2 separate regions of the Homo sapiens genome follow, and region 1 is linked to region 2. Evidence: chromatin loops called from intact Hi-C (ENCODE). Cell type or tissue: heart left ventricle. All regions are shown on one strand. Each heading gives the region's core, and the rest is flanking DNA. Links, peaks and the distances in the headings are about the cores only.

Region 1 (9,752 bases), core at 544-8,543, 220 kb after region 2:
AAACTAAAACAGGCCGGGCGTGGTGGCTTATGCGTGTAATCCCAGTACTTTGGGAGGCCAAGGCGGGTGGATCACCTGAGGTCAGAAGTTCAAGACCAGCTTGAGCAATATGATGAAACCCCATCTCTAATAAAAATACAAAAATTAGCCGGGCTGTGGTGGCACATGCCTGTAATCTCAGCTACTCAAGAGGCTGAGGTGGGAGAATCTCTTGAACCTGGGAGACGGAGGTTGCAGTGGGCCAAGATCACGCCACTGCACTCCAGCCTGGGAGACAGGGGGAGACCTTGTGTCAAAAACGAAACAAAACAACCCCCCCGCACAAAACGTATCCACAATCTACATAGAATTTAAACAAGACCCAGCACCTTATCACATAATATTTAAGATGTCCAGAATACAACCCAAAATTGCTCAGCATACAAAGAATCAAAATTGCAACTCACCAAGAGAAAAAGACAAGCAGTAGACGCAGAGATGACATAAGTGCTGGAATTGAGTGCAAAGAGGTTAGGGCTGTGAGTAAAGCATTTAAAGCAGCAGAAAGCAACATGCCTCACTGACAATACCACAGGGGCCTGGGGAATATGTTTTGTAGGCTTCCTAGCCTGGCCATCGATAGAAAAGAGAAGAAAGAAGAATATGGAACTGAGAGGCAACAGTGTCCAACACAGGCCAACATTTTGGCTACTCAGTATCTGTTCACACAAATCTACCCTTATTTAAACTTTTATACAACAAGAAAACATCATTGTGCTTCCATCTAATAGAATGCAAGTATCCCTTGTACAAATGGAGGTGTGAGCAACCTCTTCCCAAAAAAGCACTTAATGGCGGCATCTGGCTGGGCGCGGTAGTGCATGCCTGTAATCCCAGCACTTTGAGAGGCCAAGGCGGGAAGATCACCTGAGGTCAGGAGTTCGAGACCAGCCTGGGCAATATGGTGAAACCCTGTCTGTACTAAAAATACAAAAATTAGGTGGGCATGTAATCCCAGCTGCTGTGGAGGCTGAGGCAGGAGAATCACCTGAACCCAGGAGGTGGAGGTTGCAGTGAGCCAAGAACAAGCCACTACCCTCCAGCTTCGGTGACAGAGCAAGACTCTGTCTCAATAAATAAATGAATCTATCTATCTATCTATCTATCTATCTATCTATCTATCTATCTATCTGTGTATCTATCTGTGTATCCATCTATATCTAATGTATCTATATCTAATGTATCTATCTATATCTAATGTATCTATCTATATCTAATGTATCTATCTACCTAATGTATCTGTCCATGTAATGTATCTTGGCAGAAGACATGAAACTCCTGGGTCAGAGACAAAGGACCATATTCCTCCCAGTACAGCCAGCAGCATAAACACAGCATGTTTTCATTGGTTCTCCTTTCTCTCCAAACTCTGTAAGGGCAATGCCAGGGCCCAGGTGGATGCCTGCACGTACAGAGGGTTGTATTACAGGAGAGGAGCACTGAGCTTAGGGAACCCCCTCTTCTTTATAGCAATCAACAAGCAAGCCTCTCTTTGTGAGAGGGGAGGGGTTGCCTCATTGCTCAAGTTTGCCAGCTGCGTAAACAACCCTGAAGAAACAGTGACCAGGGCCTTGCAGCCATGCACACCCCACACAACATGCAGGAAACACAAGACAACTGTGGAGGACAGTCTCCCAACACAGCAATACCCACCCCCAGACCCGCATCATCTTAGCTTCTGGCAAGTTTTCAAATGACTCTGACACCCATCAGCCACTCTGATTCATCTAACTAACAGGCTGGAATAAAATCACTTCAGGCCAGGCATGGTGGCTCACACCTGTAATCCCAGCACTTTGGGAGGCTGAAATCACTTGAGGTCAGGAGTTTGAAACTAGCCTGGCCAACATGGGGCAACTCTTTCTCTACTAAAAATACAAAAAAACAGCCAGGTGTCGTGGTAGGTGCCTGTAATCCCAGCTACTTGGGAGGCTGAGGCAGAAGAATCGCTTAAACCTGGGAGGCAGAGGTTGCAATGAGCCAAGATTGTGCCATTGCACTCCAGCCTGGGCCACAGAGACTCCATCTCAAAAAAAAAAAAAAAAATCACTTCAATTTGTCTCATTCGGCCTTTAATTAAGGCTACTTTTGATGGGACTCCCAACAGCAAGATCAGGCCAACCTTGAGTATTGACCTCAACTCTCAACTATGTCCCCCAGGGTCCTAGACTCAGCCAACTGTGAATAAGTCTCAAGGTGGCTCATGCCTGTAATCCCTGCAGTTTGGGAGGCTGAGACCGGCAGATCATTTAATCTTAGGAGTTCAAGATCAGCCTGGGCAACGTAGTGAAGGCCCATCTCTACAAAAAATACAAAAACAATATTAGCCAGAAGTGGTGGCACACCTGTAATCCTAGCTACTTGGGAGGCTGAGGCGGGAGGATCCCCTGAACCCAGAAGGTTGAGGTTGCAGTGAGCCAAGATCACGCCACTGTACTCCAGCCTAGGTGACAGAGCAAGACCCTGTCTCTAATACAATAAAATTAAAATAAAAAAAAAATAAAAGTCCAGGTGTGGTGGCTCACGTCTGTAATCCCAGTACTTTGGGAGGCCGAGGAGGGGGAATCACCTCAGGTCAGGAGTTCAAGACCAGCCTGATCAACATGGAGAAACCACGTCTCTACTAAAAATACAAAATTAGCCGGGCATGGTGCCACATGCCTGTAATCGCAGCTACTTGGGAGGCTGAGGCAGAAGAATCGCTTGAACCCGGGAGGCAGAGGTTGCAACGAGCTGAGATCATGCCATTACACTCCAGCCTGGGCAACAAGAGTGAAACTCCATCTCAGAAAAAAAAAAAGTAAAAACTGGTCCCAGAGGACCAGTACATCTTATTTTGGACAACCAGGATATAGTCTAAGGCGACTCTATTGTCCATTATAAGCAGAGCAGAGAACTTTAGGCTGATCTGCTAAAATACCAAAAAAAGAAATTTAAAAATAAAAAAACTGATCTGATCTTTGATGTCTTTACAAACAATTACAGGGTGACAACAGATGAGCCTAAAAGCAACCCCCATCCACAATGGGCATGCCACAGCTTACCTCCCCAACCTGAGAAGAGACAGTCATTGGATTTTGTTGTTAAGCTTGGCTGGAATTACCGTTACATTGTCTCAGTTAAGCCACATAAGTAATATCAGCAGGTTGTTTCAACTAACACAGGAGTGAGCCAACTTTTTCTGGAAAGAACCAGGTAATAGTATTTTGGGTTTTGTAGGGCATTTGTTTTCTGTGGCATAGTCATCTTTTTCTTTTTTCTTTTTGAAACAAGATCTTGCTCTGTCACTGAGGCTGGAGAGCTGTGGTACAATAATATCTCACTGCAGCTTCGACCTCCCAGGCTCAAGCGATCCTCCCACCTCAGCCTCCCGAGTAGCTGGGACTACAGGCGTGCACCAGCACACCCAGCTAATTTTTAATTTTTTGTAGAGACAGGCTTTCACCACATAGCCCAGGCTAGTCTTGATCTCCTGGGCTCAAGTGATCCTTCTGCTTCAGCCTCCCCAAGTGCTAGGATTACAGAGGTGAGCCACCACACCTGGCTTTTTTTTTTTTTTTTTTTTTTTAAACAATTCTTGGCTGAGCCGTGGCTCACGCCTGTAATTCCAGCACTTTGGGAGGCTGAAGCAGGTGGATCACTTGAGGTCAGGAGTTCAAGACCAGGACGGCCAACATGGAGAAACCCCGTCTCTACTAAAAATACAAAAATTAGCCGGGCATGGTGGCGGGCACCTTTAATCCCAGCTACTCGGGAAGCTGAGGCAGGAGAATGGCGTGAACCCAGGAGGCGGAGCTTGCAGTGAGCCAAGATCATACCACTGCTCTCCAGCCTGGGCGACAAAGCGAGATTCCATCTCAAAAACAACAACAACAACAACAACAACAACACATTCTTTAAAATATATGAAAAGCTTTGTTAGTTTATAGACCACACAGAAACAGGTCACAGGCCAGATGTATCCCACAGGCTATAGTGTGCCAACTCCTGATCTAGCACCATGTCGGTCCAACAAGGGGATTCTGGTGCCTAAACCAGCATTAGTTTGAATCCCCTACTTGGCCCCCTCAGGACTCAACTGCCATCTGGAGGGCATGACCACCAGGCTGTCCAGCGGAAAGAAAGATGCATCATTCCCAACAATGGTCAGCGGGCAAAATTGTACTTTTTTTTTGAGACGGAGTCTTGCTCTGTCACCCAGGCTGGAGTGCAGTGGTGTGATCTCGGCTCACTGCAAGCTCCGCCTCCCGGGTTCATGCCATTCTCCTGCCTCAGCCTCCTGAGTAGCTGGGACTACAGGCGCCCGCCACCAAGCCCGGCTAATTTTTTGTATTTTTAGTAGAGACGGGGTTTCACCATGTTAGCCAGGATGGTCTCGATCTCCTGACCTCGGGTCTCTGTAACTCCTCCAACACTTCTGTCTCAGGGACTATCCAAGATGCAGCCAAGAAGAGATGAAGCCTCTTCTGGGACTGCCACATTCAGTGACCAAACGGCCTGAGTAAAGTGTGTGCGGCCGGGTGTGGTGGCTCACGCCTGTGATCCCCCCACTTTGGGAGGCCAAGACGGGTGGATCACTTGAGGTCAGGGGTTCGAGACCAGCTGGCCAACATGGTGAAACCTATCTCTACTAAAAATACAAAAATCACCTAGGCATGGTGACGCCTATAATCCCAGCTACTTGGGAGGCTGAGGCAGGAGAATCGCTTGAACCCAGGAGGCAGAGGTTACAGTGAGCCGAGATGGCACCACTGCACTCCAGCCTGAGCAACAGAGCATCTGTCTCAAAAAATAAATAAATAAAGTGTGTGGATCAGGAAGAGGTAGGAAGGGGAAACCAGAAACCTTTTTGAGCTGATTCTTGAGGAAGATGATCCAACAATCAATAATACCAGACACCCGCAGATAGTGAGGAAGTTACAAAGTCCCATTGAATACCTTAAATATCAACCAAACTGCAATCAATGTCTTCCGGAGTTGGTGTTGGGGTTAGGTGGTTGCTGCCCCCTAGTGGACATCTTTAGGTTTAACATAGTGGAATGCGCCCAGCCGTTTAAGGGAACCCGTTTGAATTGAGGGCCCCATTGAGCCAGAGGAATTGCCTCAGGCAGGGGAGTGGAGGAGAGTTTTCTCCAAATGGGGTAGCTGCTGCGGGGTGCGGCGGCTCACACTTGTAATTCCAGCACTTTGGGAGGCCGTGGCAGGAGGATTGCTTGAGCCCAGGAGTTCAAGACCAGCATGGGCAACACAGCGAGACTCTGTCTCTGGAAAAAAAAAAAATTAAAAAATTAACCGGGTATGCTGGCGCATGCCTATAGTCCCAGCTACTCAGGAGGTTGAGGTGGGAGGATCGCTTGAGCCCAGGAGTTCCAGGCTGCAGTGAGCCACGATCATGCCACTGCACTCCAGCCTGGGCAACACAGCAAGACCGTCTCGAAACAGAAAACAGAAGAAACAGGGGTAGCTGTGACTTTTGTATGTAAAACTCAGAAGACCTGAGGACCAGACCAGCTGTGCTCTTAGACGTACCCTTTACCTTTGGCCATTTCCGGTATTGCTAGTGAAGCTGCAGTTAACCTACCCGAGAACAAGGGTGTGAGGCTGGGGAGTCAAAGGCCACCACAAGCCAGGCGTTTGCTTTCAAGGAGAGCTTAATAGTGATTCATAGCGGCCTTCTTTTCTTTTTTTATTATTTATTAGAAGAGAGACAGGGCCGGGCACGGTGGCTCACGCCTGTAATCCCAGCACTTTGTGAGGCAGAGGTGGGTAGATCCCAAGGTCAAGAGATCAAGACCATCCTGACCAACATGGTGAAACCCAGTCTCTACTAACAATACAAAAGTTATCTGGGCATGGTGGCAGGTGCCTGTAATCCCAGCTACTGGGGAGGCTGAGGCAGGAGAATCGCTTGAACCCCAGAGGTGGAGGTTGCAGTGAACCGAGATCGTACCACTGCACTCCAGCCTGGTCACAGAGCAAGACTCTGTCTCAAAATAAATAAATAAAATTTTAATTTAAAAAAAACAGAGATGGGTTTTCACTATGTCGCCCAGGCTGGTCTTGAACTCCTGGACTCAAGCAATCCACCCACCTCTTGGTGTGAGCCACCGCACCCAGCCCAGCTGCCCTTTCTTTTTAAAAGGAGTGTACTTGGTGGCCGTGTCAGGCAGGTGGCACTGTGGCACTGGGAAACGGCTTCCCGGAGCACTCCAGCAGCCATTTAGTCATTACAGTTGTGTTTCCTTTTCTACTGGGATCCCACATTGTTTCTGGTAGAGGTGAAGAGGGCGGCATATGCCACAGCCTCCGACTGGTAGAATCCTCTGATAACAAGGCATGTGTAGTTTTTTCGAGCATGTAAAGCATCAGTACCAATTACACCCGCTCAGTCGTGGAAACCACACAGCGGGACATTGAATTGGCTCTAGGTGCCACACCCAACGAGATCTCTTCAGCTTCCCTTCCCACTGGGAGCCTGACTGGTTGAATTCAGGTACTTGGACCAAGAAGTCTGTGGGTCAGGGACTACAGCCTCAGCCCTGGAGCAACTTGGGGCTGGGGGGCATCCCAGGGGGACAGCAAAGGCAGGGGAAAAAAACTCATTGTTGGTCGGGCGCGGTGGCTCACACCTGTAGTTCCAGCACTTTGGGAGGCCGAGGCGGGCGGATCACTTGAGGTCAGGAGTTCAAGACCTGACTGACCAACATGGAGAAACTCCGTCTCTACCAAAAATACAAAATTAGCCAGGTGTGGTGGTGCACACCTGTAGTCCCAGCTACTCAGGAGGCTGAGGCAGGAGAATTGCTTGAACCTGGGAGGCGGAGCTTGCAGTGAGCAGAGATCGCGTCATTGCACTCCAGTCTGGGCAACAAGAGTGAAACTCCATCTCAAAAAAAAAAAAAAAAAAAAAAAAAGGGCCGGGCATGGTGGCTCACACTTGTAATCCCAGCACTTTGGGAGGCAGAGGCGGGTGGATCATGAGATCAGGAGATCGAGACCATCCTGGCTAACACGGTGAAACCTCGTCTCTATAAAAAATACAAAAAATTAGCCAGGCATGGTGGCGGGCACCTGTAGTCCCAGTTACTGGGGAGGCTGAGGCAGGAGAATGGCATGAACCCAGGAAGCAGAGCTTGCCGTGAGCCAAGATCATGCCACTGCACTCCAGCTTGGGCGACAGAGCAAGACTCCATCTCAAAAAACAAACAACAAAAAAACTTCATTATTGACCTCTCTATCGGCTCACTTGGCTCCTCCCTCCAGGATCAGTGCCAGAGCTGCAACCCAGGTACCTCCCAGGACCCAGCAAGTTCTTAGGCACAGAGGCCCCTCTCTTTCTGCTCTTCCACAGATGGCCAGGCTCAGCCCTCCCAGTCCTCAGCATCTTTGACCAGCCCTGCACCCAGCTGTGGACTGGATCCAAATTGGACCGTGGTGGGGCCAGAAACACTCGCAGGGTGGGATCTTCACTAATGTTTTCAGCCCACTGAAGGCTCAATATCAAATAGCAAGGCAGGGCATAGCGGCTCATGCCTGTAATCTCAGGGCTTTCGGAGGCCGAGGTGATTGCATCACTTGTGCTCAGGAGCTCACGACCAGCCTGGGAAACATAGCGAGACCTCATCTCTACAAAAAAATTTTAAATTAGCTGGGTGTAGTGGTGCATACGTGTGGTCCCAGCTACTCGGGAGGCTGAGTGGGGAGGACCCCTTGGCCCTGGGAGTTTGAGGCTACAGTGAGCCATGTTTGCGCCACTGTACTTCAGCCTGGGTGACAGAGCAAGACCCTGTCTCAAAACAAAGAAACAAATAACAAGGTCCTTGTTGCTGATACCACTTCGGTTTCAGAGACCCTTTGACCCAGCGGCCACAGCCATGCTGCCTCTTGGTTGGGTCCCTGGGGCTTGTTGTCTCATTTTCATGATCCCATTTCTTCCTCCACCTGCCTGGAGAAGGGTAAGAACCCAGGTGCAGCCAGGCACCATTTGCCCACTGTTTTGCCCACTGATTTTGATCCTATCTGTAGCCACTGAGCCTCATTAACAAGTAGGACAGGCTGGGTGCGGTGGCTCATGCTTGCAATCCCAGCACTTTGGGAGGCCGAAGCAGGTGGATCACCTGAGGTCGGGAGTTCGAGACCAGCCTGACCAACATGGAGAAACCCCGTCTCTACTAAAAATACAAAATTAGCCGGGCGTGGCGGTGCCTGCCTGTAATCCCAGCTACTCGGGAGGCTGAGGCAGGAGAATTGCTTGAACCCAGGAGGCGGAGGTTGCAGTGAGCCGAGGTTGCACCACTGCACTCCAGCCTGGGCAACAACAGTGAAACTCCATCTAAAAAAAAAAAAAAAAAAAATACAAGTAGGACAGTGAAGACCTCTATTCCTGGCCATCCTCCTCTACTTGGATGAGAGAATTCCCTACTGGATCCCAGGGATTCTTCTCATATTTTTGAACCAGGCCCATGGAGGCCCTGTCCTTCCAATTCCAGAAAGCCACGCCTCTGTCAACATCCCATCCTTTTCCACACTACCAGGTCCGGACTTTCATTTTGTCCTACTTACAAGCCAGCCTGGGCTGGGTGCAGTGGCTCATGCCTGTAATCCCAGCACCTTGGGAGGCTGAAGCAGGAGGATCCCTTGAGCCCAGGAGATCGAGACCACTCTGGGCAATGTAGCCAGACCGTCTCTACAAAATGTAAAAAATTAGTTGGGCATAGTGGCATGCACCTGTAGTCCCAGCTACTCGGGAGGCTGAGGTGGGAGGATCACTTGAGCCCAGGTTGGAGTGCACCATTGCACTCCAGCCTGGGTGACAGAGTGAGACCCTGTCCCTAATTCAATGAATCAATCAATAAAATAAAAAATAAAAATAAAAATAAAACAAGCTAGCCCATTACTGTTTCACAAATGTTGCCAGAAGACACAAGACTCCTGGGCCAGAGACAAGGGACTTTATTACTCACCAGCCAGCAGGGAGCATGAGCATCAATGCCTTGGTATTCATTCTCCTGGACTCCAAGGTCCCACGGGGGCTGGTGCAGATGTCTGTAATCCCGTGGGTTCTGAAGAAGATAAAGAGCTCCTGGGTGGAGCTTGATTTTAAAAAGCTCTTGCTAAAGAGGCTCCCACTCAAATGCGGCCATCTGTCTGGTCACTTGCTGCAGCCACGTTAGTGAAATTTCCACACGTGAGATGTGGCGTCCTCAAGATCCCAAAAGGCTTATCAGTTGCAACACCTTTGTAGTTGGAGGTGGCAGGACCAACAGTTTGTCTTTTTTAAGCTATGAAATGTCCCTTTAAGCTGCGGCCCAGCTAGTCCTCATGATGATGATTGGGATAACAGGGTCTTTGTTCTTGCAGTCACAGCTAACTAAGGGCAGGTGGGCATTGTCCTCATTCAACACCCACCTGCCCTTAGTTAGCTTCGACTGGATGGCAGCTGATACAATACAACAGTGCAGGCCATTACCCAAAAGCCGTTTCTTCCAAAGAACGCATAAGGCTGGGCGCAGTGGCTCACACCTGTAATCCCAGCACTTTGGGAGGCCAAGGCAGGAGAATCGCTTGAACCCAGGAGTTCCAGACCAGCTTGAGCAACATAATGAAACCCATCTCTATTTAAAAAAAAAAAAATAAAAACTTAGCTGGGTATAGTGGTGTGCATCTGTAATCCCAGCTACTCAGGAGGCTGAGGCAGGAGGATCACTTGTGCT
Region 2 (9,614 bases), core at 1-8,000:
AGAATGATTGGATTGGATCAGCCAGTAATGGAGAGTGACTGAAAGAAATTCAGTGGGCCGAGGTTGCTAGAAGAATGAGGTCTTCTCCAGAGGTGGGAGGGGCAGACCACATAGGGTCTCCAACGCCAGGCTTGTGGGGCTCAGACCTTCACTTGGGAGCACTGGGGAGCCAGAGAAGAGCTGTGAGCAGGGAAGGGATAGGGTCAACTCTAGTGACATCACACTGATGGACAGGAGATAAGAGGCCAGGGAGGAGGCTGGGCGGAGAGTCCAGAGCGGAAAGTGAGTGCCCAGCTCTCACTTCCTTATGTCTCTCTCTGCTTCTTACGGCCGCTGTCCCTGAATGTTTCTTCCCTGTCTGGGTCTGGGCTGTGGGCTTCCTGCAGAGGGCTGGGGGGTCCTCACCCCCTTTTTCTCCCCGCAGAAGGCCAGGGATGTACCGCCTACGACGTAGCTGTCAACAGCGACTTCTACCGGAGGATGCAGGTTGGGGGCGGGGCTGCGGTTGAGGCCTGGGCAGGGGTCTCTACCCCTACCCTCCCCGCCACCGCCTGTCTTTTCCCTCTCTGTCACCCCAGAACAGCGATTTCTTGCGGGAGCTCGTGATCACCATCGCCAGGGAGGGCCTTGAGGACAAATACAACTTGCAGCTGAATCCGGGTGAGGGGCAGGTCCTGGGCCCTCGGGAAAGAGTGGAGCCAGGAGCGGTTTGGGGAACACCCCTAGGAGAGGAGGGGCTGGCTTGGGCAGGGTGCCCTGGAGTCTGTGCTACTAGGAGGGGGTGGAGTCTGGACGCCCTGAGGGGGCGGGGCCAGGAACATCTCCAGGGGTGGGTTTTATTGGGGCATATCATGGGAGGGGCGTGACTAAGGTGGGCGGGCTTCCTGGAGCCAAGCCTGCGGGGTGTGGTCAGACCCCAAGAGTCCTGGTGAGCCGGTGGAGCCTATCCCGGGAGGCTCTTGGCCCCCACAAAGGGAACCCTGACCTGTACGATGTTTGACGGCGCTCCTGACCCTCAGAATGGCGCATGATGAAGAACCGGCCATTCATGGGCTCCATCTCGCAGCAGAACATCCGCTCGGAGCAGCGTCCTCGGATCCAGGAGCTGGGGGACCTGTACACGCCCGCCCCCGGGAGAGCTGAGTCAGGGTGGGCCTTCGGTAGATCCCCGGTCTGATGTTTCCTCAACGCTCTTGGGAATCCCTCCCTCCATCCTCCCACACTGGGTGATGTCCTGGGGCCCTGGGCACTGAGAGAGGGAGGAGAGAGAACTCCTGACTGGGAAGGCGTCCTGAGGCCAATAGGGCTGGTTGGAGGGAGAAAAGGGACAGCACGCCAGGCAAAGACCTGGCAGCTGTGCTCAGCCCTGGACCTTGTTCCTCCTCAGGCCTGAAAAGCCTCACCTGAACCTGTGGCTGGAAGCCCCCGACCTCCTCTTGGCCGAAGTTGACCTCCCCAAACTGGTGAGTTTTGCGCGCTGGACCAGAGCAGGGGAATGAGGTCTGGAAAGGTCAGGGACTGTCTCTGAGTGTGAGTGACAAGGGGTTGTTGCTGGACTTGTCAGTTGCGTCCTCTCTGCCAGGAGGCCCACAGGCCACCTTCTGGTGCTGTCCTGAGGGCGCCCAAGGGATTGTAAGTGCTCGGTCGTTGAGACTTGTAATTGCTGTCTTCTGTCTCTTCCTGGGAGATTAGACCCTTCAAATATAGTTTCCCAGCGTGTGAGGCTACCATGCCTGGTCCAGGTGATCATCCTGTTGCTGGGGAGGGTGACCTGATTCCGCCACCTCTCCAGGATGGAGCCCTGGGGCTGTCGCTGGAGATCGGGGAGAACCGCCTGGTGATGGGGGGCCCCCAGCAGCTGTATCATCTAGACGCTTATATCCCGCTGCAGATCAACTCTCATGAGAGCAAGGCAGCCTTCCACCGGAAGAGAAAGGTGCCTGGGGGAGGGGCTTGGGGAAGCTGGGACATTGGCGGGGCCTGGACTCTGTCTCCCAGGGAGGGGGGCTGGGAGCTGGACTTCTGGGTCCTGGATCCTCATTCTCTTTGCTCTGTCTCCTCAGCAATTAATGGTGGCCATGCCGCTTCTGCCGGTGCCTTCTTGATCAGGGTGTCTCCTTGTGCTTCTGAGATGTGGAGAAGAGGCTGCTGGCTTCCCTAAAAGTTGAAATAAAAGATTTTTGCCTTTGTTCTGTCTCTGACTGGGGATATGTGGGTGTTGGGAGGGAAGAGGGACATTGGGCTGTGCCCCTCCAGTCCTATAGAGGTCACTGCCCCAGCTCAGGCCTCATCCTTCCCCCTGGATCCTCCCTGAAGCCTCCTGGCCTCCAGTCTCCCTTGTTAATCCTCCCCAGGCCCCAGAGCTGGCCCTGCACTTTCCTTCTTCACAGCCCTCCTGTGGCTCCCCAGCCGCCCTGGGAGAAGGTCCAAGCCCCTCAGCCAAGCACTCAAGGCTCTGTGTGATCTGAGCCCCGGGTCATGGCTCACTTTTATGTTTAAGAGACAGGGTTGTCAGGCACGGTGGTTCACACCTGTAATCCCAGCACTTTGGGAGGCCGAGCTGGGTGGATCACCTGAGGTCAGGAGTTCAAGACTAGCCTGGCCGACATGGTGAAACCCGGTCTCTACTAAAAATACAAAAATTAGCTGGGCATGGTGGCGCAAACCTGTAATCCCAGCTACTCGGGAGGCTGAGGCGGAGGTTGCAGTGAGCCGAGATCGTGCCATTGCACTCCAGTCTGGGCTACAAGAGCGAAACTCCGTCTCAAAAAAAAAAAAAAAAAAAGGATCTCACTCTGTCACTGGAGTGCAGTGGTGCAATCATGTAGCTCACTGCAGCCTGGAACTCCTGGGTTCGAGTGATCCTCCCACATCAGCCTCTGAGTAGCTAGGATGACAGGCATGCACCATTGTGCCCAGCTAATTTTATTTTTTGCATTTTTTTAGAGATGAGGTCTTGCTATGTTGCCCAGGTTGGTCTTGAGTTCTTGGCCTCAAGTGATCCTCCCACCATGGCCTCCCCAAATACTGGGATTACAGGCGTGAGCCACTGTGCCCAGCCTAGTTTTGACCTCTTCCTCTAACTGGAGCCCAGTCATACTGAACAGTGTCCTGACCACACCCATTTTCCCTCATCTCTTAGTTTCTGCTGTTCCTGCTACTTTGTATCCTCTTCCCAGTACATCTGCAGAAGTTTCTTTCTTTATTCTTTCTTTCTTTTCCTTCCTTCCTTCCTTCCTTTCTCTCTCTCTTTCTTTCTTTCTTTTTTTTTTTGACAGAGTCTGGCTCTTAGGCCCACGCTGGAGTGCAGTGGTGCAATCCTGACTCACTCTGCAACCTCCCGAGTTCAAGTGATGGTTGCACCTCAGCCTCCCAAGTAGCTGTGACTACAGGTGCCACCATGCCCAGCTAATTTTTAAATATTTTTTATAGAGACGGGGTCTCCATCTGTTGCCCAGGCTGGTCTCGAACTCCTGAGCTCAAGTGATCAGCCCTCCTCAGCCTCTCAAAGTGCTGGGATTACAGGAGCGCCCTGCCTTGATAAATATTTCTTGAGTTAATAAGTGATTGTTGAGGCCGGGCACAGTGGCTCACACCTGTAGTCCCAGAACTTTGGGAGGCCAAGGCGGGCGGATCACCCAAGGTCGGGAGTTTGAGACCAGCCTGACCAACATGGAGAAACCCCGTCTCTTACTAAAAATACAAAATTAGCCTGGCGTGGTGGCAAGCGCCTATAATCCCAGCTACTAGGGAGGCTGAGGCAGGAGAATTGCTTGAACCCAGGAGGCGGAGGTTGCTGTGAGCCCAGATGGCGCCATTGCACTCCAGCCTGGGCAACAAGAACGAAACTCCATCTCAAAAAAAAAAAAAAAAAAAAAAAAGTGATGGTCTATACCCTCCTCTTCTTTAGTGAATCCTAGGATCATCAGTAGATGGAGGAACTTCAGTGGTAAATGCTCAAAGCACAATGTGAGTTAGTGGGGCATGGTGGTGCACACCTGTTGTCCTCAGCTACTCGGGAGGCTGAGGTGGGAGCCCAGGGAGGTTAAGACTGCAGTGAGCTGCCCCTGGGCGACAGAGTGAGACCCTGTCTCAAAAAGGAAGGAAGGGAGGAAGGAAAGGAGGAAGGAAGGAAAGAAGGAAGAAAGAAGGAAAAAGAAGAGAAAGAAAAAGGAAGGAGGAAGGGGAAAGGAAGGAAGACAGAGAAAGAAGGAATGAAGGAAGGAAAGAAAAAAGAAGAGAAAGAAAAAGGAAGGAGGAAGGGGAAAGGAAGGAAGACAGAGAAAGAAGGAATGAAGGAAGGAAAGAAAAAAAGAAAAAGGAAGGAGGAAGGGGAAAGGAAGGAAGACAGAGAAAGAAGGAATGAAGGAAGGAAAGAAAAAAGAAGAGAAAGAAGAGGAAGGAAGGAAAGAAAAGGCAGGCAGGCAAGCACAATGTGTCTGCAATGGGGTGAATTGTGAGGGAGGGGGAGAAAAGACGGGGAAGAGGTCAGGGTGGGAGTGACTTCAGGTAGGGTCTTTCCGGCCGCGGAACGGATGAGCGAACGTGGGCGCCGTGTCCACCAGAGGGCGCAACCTTTCCCTGCCCATCGTCTCAGAGAACTACATCTCCCAGCGGCCCTCGGAGTGCGCGGCCCTTCTCAAACGAGCGCTGAGGCTCAGAGGCCGCTGGGACTTGTGGTTGGGACGGTGAGCCGCTGGAGGGGGCCGAGTAACTCATTCCCAGGTCCTGAAAAAGTGTGCGGCTGAGTCCTTTCCTCCTTCCTCGGTTTCCATGGCGATGGTTTCGGCAAAGGCCCAAGTTTTGGCAGCGGCGGGGCCCGCTTCCCACTCCCTCCTCTTCACCATCTGCTCCACCCTCACACCTGGCCCCAAGCCGCAACCACCGCCTCCGCACCCGGGCCGGGGACTCTGCAGCCACTGGGTGGCGCGTGTGAGCGGCTCCCGCGCTGCTACTTCAGCCCCACGAGTCCCAGTTCCTACCTCCCTCCTGCCTCAGACCCGCAGCGTCCTCCGTTCTGGGGTCCCAGGGGTTTCTCAAAGCTGTGAGACCCAGAGACACAGCCAGTCAAGGCTGGAAGCGAGAGGCTGCGGCGGTCAGTGGCTTCCCGGCCACCCCGTCCTTGGCGCCCGCCCGACGCGCCGTCTGCTCCTCCCACCCCACCGCGGGCCGCATCATGAAAATTTAATACCAAATGCATTTGCGGCCCGACGCGGGGAGGTAGTGGGGAAAGGATCACCCTCCTGGGGCCTGGATCTGGAGGTGGACTCAGCGCCGGGAGATGGGCTGGTCTGAGGACAGGAGCGGGGCGGGACCCTGTCTGCGGGCCCAGGACAGGGAAGGGCCGGGCTCTACCCAACGGGGCGGCGCTGGAATTCCGGCGTGGAGACAGAGTTCGGTGGGCGGGGACAGATTCCGGGGGTGGGAGCAGGACTGGGAGGGCAGGGACAGATCCCAGAGGCGGAGGCGGTGGGCGGGGGACAGATCCCATGGGGCAGGGGCAAGACTGGGAGGGCGGGGACAGATCTCAGGGGCGGAGGCCAGAGCTCGGTGGGCGGGGTCAGATTCCGGGGGCGGAGGCAGGACTGGGAGGTCGAGGACAGATCCCAGTGGCGAGGGTCAGAAGTCGGAGGGCGGGGACAGATCCCATGGGGCCGGGGCAAGACTGGGAGGGTAGGGAGAGATCCAGGGGGCGGGGAGAACTGGGTGGGCGGGGACAGATCCCATGGGGCAGGGGTAGAACACAGAGGGCGGGGACAGATCCCAGGGACGGAGGCCAGAACTCGGTGGGTGGGGACAGATTCCAGGGGGCAGAGATAGATCCTGTGGGGAAGGGGTAGAACTCAGATGGCAGGAACAGATTCCAGGGGGCAAGGACAGAACTGAGAGGGCGGGAACAGAGCCAGGGACAGATCCTAGGAGAAGGGGACACAACTCCAACGGTGGGGAGAGAACTCAGAGGGCGGGGGCAGAACTCAGGTCAGCGACAGATCCTAGGGGAGGAGACAAATTCAGAGGGCGGGTGAGGATGCCAGGGGGTGCGGATCACAATTTAGGGGGCGGGACAGATCTCAGGGGGTGGAGACAGAACTCAAATAGAGGAATGGATCCCCCGGAGCTAGGGAAGAACTCAGAGCGCGGACAGATCCCAGAGGAGCAGAGAAATAACACAATGGGGAGACTATGGGGTCGCAGCTGGCACTGGCGGGGTGTGTGAAATATAACTGTGGGGGGCGGAAGCCAGAGGGAAGAAAATCGGGGTTAGGGAATGAAACTCAGGGAGAGAAGCAACAGGGAGGAGAGAGACGCCGGAGGGAGAATAGAGCTGGAGGAGTATGGGATTCAAAGGGGAAAGATGGAAACTAAGGAGGAGATGGAGCTCAAGGGTGAAGAACCCGGGTGGCGAAAGGGACTAGAGGGGGACGACAGGTGGATCGAAGTAGGCGTTGGACTTGAGGGGAAAGAATTTCCCTTGAATGAGAAAACAAAGAACTCCCTGGATGAGACTATTGGAACTGGGGACGAGGTGGGATGGGGATGGAATTGCGGGGTGGGGGCGGGGAGGAGTGAAGGAACTGGAGGATGAACGCAGAGGGAAAGTCAGAGAAGACAGGATTGTAAGGGACGCAATTAGGGGGAACAGAAGTCGGGGAGAGAAATGATGGGGATGAGAACTCAGGAGAGGAGAGAAAATCTGGGTAGGAGCCAGGGGTGATGGAACAGGGATAGGGGGAGTAGCCTGGGGAAGGAACAGAATTGGGGGGCGTGAACTCGGAGGCGTGAGTTCAGAACCCACAGGCGTGGTCTTGGAAGGCTCAGGAGGGGACAGGACGAGGATGAAAGGGCTGCGAGAGGGGGCGGGTCTGACAGACGAGGGGAGGGGCCTGGTGGGGCCGGGGCGGGGCCTCCCGCGCCCCGCCCCCGGCGCTGAGTCCTGTGACAGCCCCCGGGCCGCCTGCACTTGCAGCCTCCTTCCCCCCGAGCGGAGCTGCGGGGCCGGCCGGGCCGGGGCTGGACCCCGGGAACCCGGACGCGGCCGCCCGGGCCCGCGGGCGGGGGGATCGGCGGGGGGGACCCGCGGGGTGACCGGCGGCAGGAGCCGCCACCATGGAGTTCCGCCAGGAGGAGTTTCGGAAGCTAGCGGGTCGTGCTCTCGGGAAGCTGCACCGGTGAGCCTGGCGGGGGTCCCGGGAGAAGAGTGGGAGGATCTGAGGAGGATGCTAATTCCCACCTGGGCGCAGACTGACAGATGAACGGGCGATACCCCGGCATGGGGGTCCACCCATCTGTCCAGTTTTCTGCCGTGGGCTCCGACGGCGCTGTTCTCCCTGGTCGAGCCTTGTCCATTATCCTGTTCCTTTTTCTGCACCCCACCCCACCCGGCTCCACTCTCTCTGGTGCTGTAAATGCCTCTCTCCCGGGTCTCTGGCTCCTCCCCCACCACTTCTGGGTCTCTGTCCCCGTCTCTTTCTGGATGTCTCTGCCCCTTTTCTCTCTGGGTCTCCGTCTCCCTCTTTTTCCAGATCTCGGCTCCCTTCTCTCTGGGCCCCTCCTTCTCCCTAGATCTCTGCCTCCGCTTCTTTGCGTCTCTGTGCCCCTCTCTCTGGTTCTCTGGCCATTGCTCTCACTGGATCTCTATCAACTCCTGACTCAGAGTCTCTGTCCCCCTCTTTCTGGGTCTCTCCTCTTCCCTGGATCTCTGGTCCCCACTTCTCTGGGTCCCTGTCCCCGTCTCTGTGTTTTAATTCTCCCACCATGGGTCTCTCCGTCTCTCTGTGTCTTTTTCCGTTTCTGTCTGGCATGGAGTTTAATCTGCAGCTAAAGCGGATTGGGGCTCATAGCCCGTTGTCCTTGAGGGGGTGAGGCTGGGTGGAAGAAGTCACAGCACCCTGGGTCCCTGGGAGAGAAAGGAGTTAGAGGCCAAAAATTTCGGCTCCTGGGGTAGGACAGCCTTCCCAAAGGATACAGGCTGGGGCTGACAGGGACTCCCTCCCAACCAGGTTGATGACCCCAGTGAACCGAGTGTCCCTCAGGATAATCTGGACACCTCCCCACAGGCTCTCACCCCCAACCCCAGCTTTGGCTCTAAGTCAGATAAATTACTCAGCTGCGGAAAAGCCTAAAAATATATCTGGCCACAGTGCACGAAGGAGATGGCCTCATCAGCACCATGCCCCTGCCGCCGTGCCCTCAGGCCCTGTCCCCTTGGCCCACAGCCCTGACCCTGTGTTTCGCTGAGCTTCAGTCCACCTCGCTAGGCCATGGGGGTCCTTTGCTAAGTCTAACATCAGTCTTGCTTGCTGCAGATCACCTCTTAGCTCCAAAGTTACCCCACCCTCTAGTAACATGAGAGACAAGAATAAGGCTGGACAGAAGTGGGGGGAGGTGGGCAGGAGGATGGTGCAGTGACGGAGGTTGGTGGTGGAGGGGAAGCTGAGATAACCTCACCCCTTCTTTTTCCAATTTTCCAGCCCCTCCCCACCCTTTTTCTCGCCTCCTTTCACGAGTTTCTCAAAATACATCAGTGTGAAGTCAGGAGAATGAGAGAGAGAGAAAGAGACGTGCTGGTGGAGGGGGCTGGGGGGTGGCAGCGGGAGGGATGTATTCCTCAGGCCCCTCCCTCAGTCTCTGCCTCTGTTTCTCATCTGTGCTAGGGTTTCTCACAGTCAATCTCTCTGGCTCTCACTCTCTGAGTTACCTCTTGGGTCCCCAGAGACCCCCGGGCTCTGGCCAGGACCATCAGCAGGGAGTTTGTGCAGAGAAAAGCATTTGCTTCCAATGCCTGGGGTTTGCTCTGATGGTTGGAGGGAGAGGGGAATACCCCATATTAGAGACAACAGGTTGATCTCATTTAATCCTCTAGACAAAGATGGGGAAACTGAGGCTCCATTCTGGGGTTGGGGAGATCAGTGGATGAGTATGAGCCCCATGATTTGAACCCAGGTCAGTCTCCCTCCCAAGCCTAGAACAGAGCTCTTCCTTGAGAAGAGTGATGCCACAGCTGGTGGGGAGCTTCCTTGCACCCAGGGTGACTTGGAACAAGGACATGGGGGAATGGGATGCCAGAGAGATGAGAACCCAAGGTGCCTCCTTTCTGAGAGCCAGGTCTTGGGCAGGGGGATGCCGAGGGCCAGTAAGGGATCAGGTCCCATTGCTGTTCTTGTCTGTGACCTTGGAGTGCCACTTCAGCTCCCCGAGCCTCAGTTTCCTTAGTTGTACAATGGGAAGAGAAGAGAGAGCAGAGGGACATAAGGAGACAAAGACGTGGGGGAGTGGACAGAGATCCTGAGAGAAGCAGAGAGAGAGAGAGGGAGAGACAGAGAAGTTGAGACATCTCAATTTGGGGTAATGGCCTCCTAAGTGTTGTTTTTCCTCATCGCCAAGTCCCCAGGCCTGAGTTTGGGGTATCCAGGGAGGGGAGGGGGATTTACATCTAGGGTCTCCCTTCTCTGTCCTTGTCCCCTGCAAAGCATCAGGGCCACCTTCATCTCTGTGTCCTTGGTCCTCTTGCTCTAAAATGATTGATATCACCTTGAAGTTCCCTCTTTATTCTCTTGCATTTTTGCCCTTGTCCCATTTTATAGATGTGGGATACTGAGACCCCCTGTTTAGAC

The links. Peaks named below come from ENCODE experiments on the same cell type or tissue, not always from the same donor. Only the 100,000 strongest peaks of a DNase experiment are listed, where the experiment ranks them.
Region 1: a loop joins it to region 2, with 10 times the contacts of the local background. A loop is called at or near these places in 63 of 110 quality-filtered maps.

The regions. Positions count from the first base shown.
Region 1 is chr19:49,221,506-49,231,257 of GRCh38, reverse strand. It overlaps LOC107985340 (a long non-coding RNA gene), which reads right to left and starts at 9,414. Exons shown (of 3, transcript XR_001753971.2): 1 at 9,003-9,414. RefSeq lists an enhancer at 5,130-5,179. In heart left ventricle, for the core only: CTCF peaks have their summits at 5,057 (motif pointing left) and 6,216; a DNase peak (open chromatin) is centred at 6,197.
Region 2 is chr19:49,438,873-49,448,486 of GRCh38, reverse strand. SLC17A7 (solute carrier family 17 member 7) reads left to right here and starts at 6,960. Exons shown (of 12, transcript NM_020309.4): 1 at 6,960-7,169. The coding sequence starts at 7,108. PIH1D1 (PIH1 domain containing 1) reads left to right here. Exons shown (of 9, transcript NM_017916.3): 4 at 425-486; 5 at 579-660; 6 at 1,020-1,149; 7 at 1,388-1,463; 8 at 1,793-1,936; 9 at 2,064-2,189. The coding sequence ends at 2,105. RefSeq lists a silencer at 780-869 and an enhancer at 4,557-4,666. In heart left ventricle, for the core only: CTCF peaks have their summits at 4,661 and 4,864; DNase peaks (open chromatin) are centred at 4,626, 4,896, 5,486, 6,876 and 1 weaker place; H3K4me3 peaks cover 3,080 bases; H3K27ac peaks cover 1,778 bases; H3K27me3 peaks cover 895 bases.